Regions from separate parts of the Homo sapiens genome. Here region 2 is linked to region 1. Evidence: read pairs that join two places in POLR2A ChIA-PET (ENCODE). Cell type or tissue: GM12878. All regions are shown on one strand. Each heading gives the region's core, and the rest is flanking DNA. Links, peaks and the distances in the headings are about the cores only. Region 1 overlaps LYSMD2 (LysM domain containing 2). Region 2 has its middle 5.9 kb from the start of USP50.

Region 1 (2,923 bases), core at 207-2,706:
TTCTTTTAGCTTCTTGGCTGCCTGTGTTGATAACTTAATCTGCAAGTCAAGTCTCTGCAGGAAATCTCTGGCTGACACTTCCTCAGGCTGCACAGGCTGAACATCAGATTCTTGAGGACTGGGAGGAGGGAGGTCTTCCCCGGCCACCACTGGCTCCTCTTCCTGAGAAAAACTGTTATCAGCAGTTTCATTTTCTGGAGAATCAATGGAGTTAAGTCCATTAAACAACAAAGGCTTCTCTGATATAACTGGGATGTTCAAAGTTTTCTTCAGAAATATACAATCATTGGTAAACAGTTTATTGGCCCTTTTAATCTGTTCCATCTAAAATATAAAAAAGGAGACACAGAATTACATATAACCAAGTCAAGGAGTAAGATTTATTATACAATACAGAACTACCAATATTCATAAGCAAAATGTACACAATGCTTTCTTGGGATTTGAGACTCTTCATTCAGGTTTGGTAACCTCCCCAGATATCTCTAGTTATTTCAAGAGATGTTGGAGAATTGTTTCCCAATTTTTAAAAAGGACAGACTAATTTTTCCACATTATACTATTTCTACTACAAGGCAGCTTTTAACATCAGTGGACTTAAATCTCTGAAGTTTAAAAATGTAAAATTTTTAGCACTTAATAAATTCCATTCTTGTTTTAACATTTCTATTATCTGATTTTTTTTAAACTTACCATTGCTGCTGTTTTACTTATGAAGTGCTTCCCATGTCTCTAGAACTGTACTTAGTAAATACAGTTACTGTATGAACATGAGCTTGTTACTTATATCATTGATCCTTTCTCCTCATGTGTAAAACAGGTACCATCTACCTTTCACAGGGTTGTTGCAAGGATTAAATGAGAGCTTATATACCCACTCACATCAAGGAAATATATATATATGAGAGAATATATAAAAATATATGTACATTCTATACATATATTCCCATATATATCTATATGGAAAGAGAGAGAGAAAGTAGTGATTAGAGTGTCTGGCAGTGGATGGTACTTACTACTCTCCACTTTGCGATGAAGAAATCAAAACACAAAAGAGATGGTAGATTTGACCAAGTACATATGGCTCTTTAAATGTTTAAAATGGGATTTTTGTCTGACTCCGAAGTCCGTACAACATCTGAATTAAAGTACACAACTAATGAAATCACATTATGGGGAGCCTTTAATGCCAAATGAATTCTGAGTAAAAACAAAAAAATTGTATTTCTACTTCAAAAAGCCTGCAAAAACAACAGTCAACTAAGTGGACCCTGTTCATCCTGCTTTGTTATAAGCTGATTCCATGCAAATAGTACATGTAAAGCTTTCTTTTTTCTTCTAAAGATACTCCATTAAAGGAATGAGATTTTTAAAAAGGATGGTCTTTTGTGTTCTCGTTTCTAGTTTAAGGGGAGAAAGAGAACATAAACATGGGCAGGTGCCTTTTAGAGACAAAATTAAAATCTAAAAACCCCAAGTATCTCTGGTCTAGTTCAGGTTTGAAAGGGTTAATAACTTGGACACTTTGCCCGTAGCAGGTTCAGGTATACCTATTGCTATTTCGCCTTTAGGACCCCTAGATCTTGCCCCCAAGCATCCAGCTGCTCTATCTCTCTTAGTGCATAGGCTTCCAATGACACTAAGCCCTCCCCTGGCTCCAGAGTGAGCATATGACTCATTCCTGCCCTGGGGAGCATCACAGGCTTTTGTGATAGATCACAGACCCATGACAGAATCATTCAGACATGCAAAGAGACTCCTGCAGGACGGTAGTCGAGGGGAGAGTTCTCTACTGCTTTCTGCTGGAAGGAGATAGGCTGGAGATGCTGGCAGTCATCCTGGCACCTTGTGGAATCTGATACTGGAGTCACCTTAGAGGTGAGCATTTGAACTTCTGGATCACAGCCTGAAGACAGAACATGCTCAGTTCCAAGATCCACTAAACTCCACTTGGAGTTTGTTTTTTGTTTAGGCCAATTTGAGTTAGGTTTTCTGTCACTTGTAGCTGAAAGAGCTCTTGCTGATACAGTGCCCTTTGAAATGCTTATCAGAAGGGGACTACGACTGCTAATAGTCATTGCTTCCTGGGAATAATGATGGAAGACAGAAACAGATGGGACCAGGATCCAAACTGCTGAGCAGAGCTAGGAACTGCAAGAGTACACTATTAATTCTTTGAGGGCAAGAACTGGTTATTGCTATAGCCTTCCTGGTCTGACAAAGATCTCATACACACTAAGTGCTTAGGATGGATGGACAGGTGGATGGAAGGATGGATGGATGGATGAATTAACGCAGGTCAGAGGAGTGGGCATGGAAGATGAAGTAATCAGAAATGGGTAGTAAGTTATCTGTCGTGCTGCTTATTCTCCTTTCAAACCCACTCTCCCCTCCCAATCCATTCCTCCACTCTTCTTGGGCTTATTCTAAACCCTAGGAGGCTGACTTTTTAAGAACGGCATTACCCAGGTCCCCTTGTCCTTGGAATTCCAGTTGGTTTTCAAACAGCAGCAGAACGACCTTACCATAACCAGTGGCTGCATTCCTCTCTGGTGAGAGTTCCTATCAGGAGTCCCAGATCCAAGGCTCCAGATCTTGCCAGTGTTCCCTTGGCCCTTCAGGCCTAGGGGTAATGTCTCCCTGCTATTGCTAGTCTCTGGGTGCTTCAACTTCCCTTGTTGGTTCCCTCAACTATGCCCACATTCAGTAAATGTCCCTTTATTAAACTCTCTTCGGCCACATCCTCTGAGAGTGTTATCTGTATTCTGCTGCAATGCTGACAGATACATCTATCATACAGAGCACAATGGGCCATCAAGGCCAGGCAAGGGGCCTACAGAGGACTAGACAAGGTGACAGACTCAGAGGCTGTGTGCAGTCAGGGAGTCCACAGGCAGTGAAGGGCTAGGCTCCCCCTGGCTTC
Region 2 (2,923 bases), core at 179-2,678, 1.2 Mb before region 1:
GGGATCAAGCAATCCTTCTGCCTCAGCCTCCTGAGTAGTTGGGACTACATCACATGCCACGAAGCCCAGCTATTTTTAAATTTTGTTGTAGAGACGGGGGTTTCACTATGTTGCCCCGGCTGGTCTTGAGCTCTTGGTCTCAAGCTCAACCACTTTGCCCTCTTAAAGTGCTGGGATTATAGGTGTGAGCCACCGCACCTGGCCATGATTTATTTTAGATGTTCAAATGGTCTCAAGATTAGCCTGCAGGAAGCCCTTCAAGATGTCTTCTGTATCCATTTGACATGTCCTTATTGTTCTTTGAGCACTTCCTTTGTTTGGCACAGCAAGATCTTCTAGAGTACCATTCCTGCCCCAATCCTGAAGTCAGGTGTTTCTCCGAGCCCTGGTTCCTTTTAGTGAAGAATGGTATTTAGAAACCAAGATCTGGGAGCTGGGTATACTCATGTTATTACAGCGTTGCTGCTTCCAGGTCCTCTATGCATACATACATCCACATCCATAGGTATATCTCTCTACATTTTTTTTTCAGTATTACTACCATACTGAATACATCTTGATATTTTGGGAACCATGAATTCATGCCAGTAATTCCAATTCCAAACCTACATTTCAGGATTTATTCTAGTTTCCTCCCTTTTACATATTTACAACCCCATCTCCAACAGAGAGGCACTTCCCATTGTCCTCAATGTATTTCCTTATTTGATCAACCCCTCTGCATATAACTAATCTCCTGTCGCTGCTGACATCAACCCCACTCCCCTCTTTACACAACACACAAGCACTATCCTCACCCTGCTTTGCTGACACCCCCCACCAGGTCACTGTTGCCTCCCAACATGAACACCTATGATTGGTCTGAAACCTAATGGATTTTAGACTAAATTATGAATGAATGAGGATGAAAGGGACCTGGGGCCTGGTCTTCCTGTTAGTGTGTGTGTGTTTTTGAGACAGCATCTTGCCATGTTGTTAGGCACATCCTGAACTCCCAGGCTCAAATTATCCTACTGCCTCAGCCTCCCAAGTAGCTGGGATTATAGGCGTAAGCCACCACTCCTGGCCCTAGTGGATTACTTTGTAAAAATCCTCTCCTTCCCCTCCAACTTTTTTATTTCCTTCTAATGGCCAAGAAGTGTATTGTTTCTATATTCTATTTATTTCCTTTAAATATTAAAAAAAAAATAAAAGTAACCTGTTACCTTAATCTATTTGGGTCTAAGGTTTGAATAGCAAAGAATACTGTTTTATCCCAACCTATTTGGTTTCTAAACTCTGGATGCCACGAGTCTGTGTGAAAATGTACGTTAATCTATGTAGTTCCTGAGCTCACATAGTGAAAGTGAAGATAGCAAGGGTTACCCGTATTTAGAATTACCTTTCAATGTCAAAAATAACCATAATTTTTCCCAAATAGAAACGAAACCTTTAATGTGCTTTTACTATCTTCCCCTGAATCACTTTCAATATTTTAAAAAATCTCATTCTAGTTTACATTTTTCAAAAAACATTTGTGACCAGATGCAGTGGCTAGCACTGGTAATCCCAGCACTTTGTGAGGCTGAGGCACTGAGGATTGCTTGAAGTCAGTTCAAGACCAGCCTGGGTAACACAGTGAGACCTCATCTCTAAAATAACAAACAAACAAAAATAAATAAATTAAATAAAAGTAAAATAAATAAAACAAAAAAAATTTGTCAGTAAGCATTTAAATTTGTGTATTTCATACACCATTGTTTACTTCTGTGCCTCTTTTTACGTTGTGTCTTCTTAGATTCTTTTTCTTTGAAGATATCCTTAACATTTTCCAAGAAAAAGCATGGGAAGTAGACTTTCTGCGAGCGCCATCACCTGACTGGATTCAACTTTCTCCCTCTTTCCCCTAACAACATTGTTTTGCTGCCTCTTAGATACAGGAGATAAGAATTTTTTTTTTTTTTTTTTTTTTTTTTGAGACAGGGTCTCACTCCGTCACCCAGGGTGGAGTGCAGCGGCACAAACACGGCTTACTGCAAACTCTGCCTCCCAGGCTCAAGCAATCCTCCTACCTCAGCCTCCAGAGCAGCTGGGACTACAGGTGTGTGCCACCACGCCTCGCTAATTTTTTTTTTGGTAGAGACAAGGTGTCACTATGTTGCCCAGGCTGGTCTCGAACTCCTGGGCTTAAGCGAACCTCCCACCTCAGCCTCCCAAAGTACTGGAATTACAGGTGTGAGCCACCACGCCTGGCCTACCATGTGAGAATTTTGATGTCAATCTGTTCCCTGTAAACTTTTTCTTTCTTTACTTGCAGAATCACAAAACGTGGCATTTAGTGGGTTATTTCCTTCCTTCTAGCGTTTTTATTCTAGAACCTTTATTAAACAGTTATTGTGGCCGGTCATGGTGGCTCACACCTGCAATCTCAACACTTTGGGAGGCCAAGGTGGGTATATTGCTTGAGCCCAGGAGTTTGAGACCAGCCTGGGCAACAAAATGAAACCCCATCACTACAGAAAAATAGAAAAATATCAGCTGGGTGTGGTGGTGCGCGCCTGTGGTCCCAGCTATTTGGGAGGCTCAAGCTTGAGCCTGGGAAGCGGAGATTGCAGTGAGCCAAGATCACACCACGGCACTCCAGCCTGGGCGAGAGTGAGACCCTGTCTCAAAACAAAACAAAAACCCCCAAAACACAAAAAGCTATGGTATCTCATTTATTAATCCAGAAAACGTGTATTTACTTTGTGCCAGTCATCATGCTAGGGGTATAATACTGAAAAAAATACTAGTATTCACTCTCATATAGCTTACAAACTACTGACAACTTATTGACAACTTGGATTATTCTCTGTACTTCCAACTCTTCCCACGTTTTCCATCATTTTGAATTTTTTTTTTTTTTTAACTTTTTTGTTGAGATGAGGTCTCAATATGTTGCCCA

The links. ChIA-PET counts read pairs that join two places held together with the same protein. Peaks named below come from ENCODE experiments on the same cell type or tissue, not always from the same donor. Only the 100,000 strongest peaks of a DNase experiment are listed, where the experiment ranks them.
Region 2: POLR2A ChIA-PET joins it to region 1 with 5 read pairs; 1 of 35 experiments calls an interaction of 5 or more read pairs at or near these places.

What each region holds. Positions count from the first base shown.
Region 1 is chr15:51,724,798-51,727,720 of GRCh38, forward strand. LYSMD2 (LysM domain containing 2) reads right to left here. Exons shown (of 3, transcript NM_153374.3): 2 at 1-324. Among named protein-coding and RNA genes, the nearest start is that of LYSMD2, 11 kb to the right of the region's middle. RefSeq lists a silencer at 1,616-1,675. In GM12878, for the core only: no CTCF peak of the experiment used is centred there; a DNase peak (open chromatin) is centred at 1,741; H3K27ac peaks cover 716 bases.
Region 2 is chr15:50,551,067-50,553,989 of GRCh38, forward strand. No RefSeq gene overlaps it. Among named protein-coding and RNA genes, the nearest start is that of USP50, 5.9 kb to the left of the region's middle. RefSeq lists an enhancer at 61-575. In GM12878, for the core only: no CTCF peak of the experiment used is centred there; a DNase peak (open chromatin) is centred at 1,408.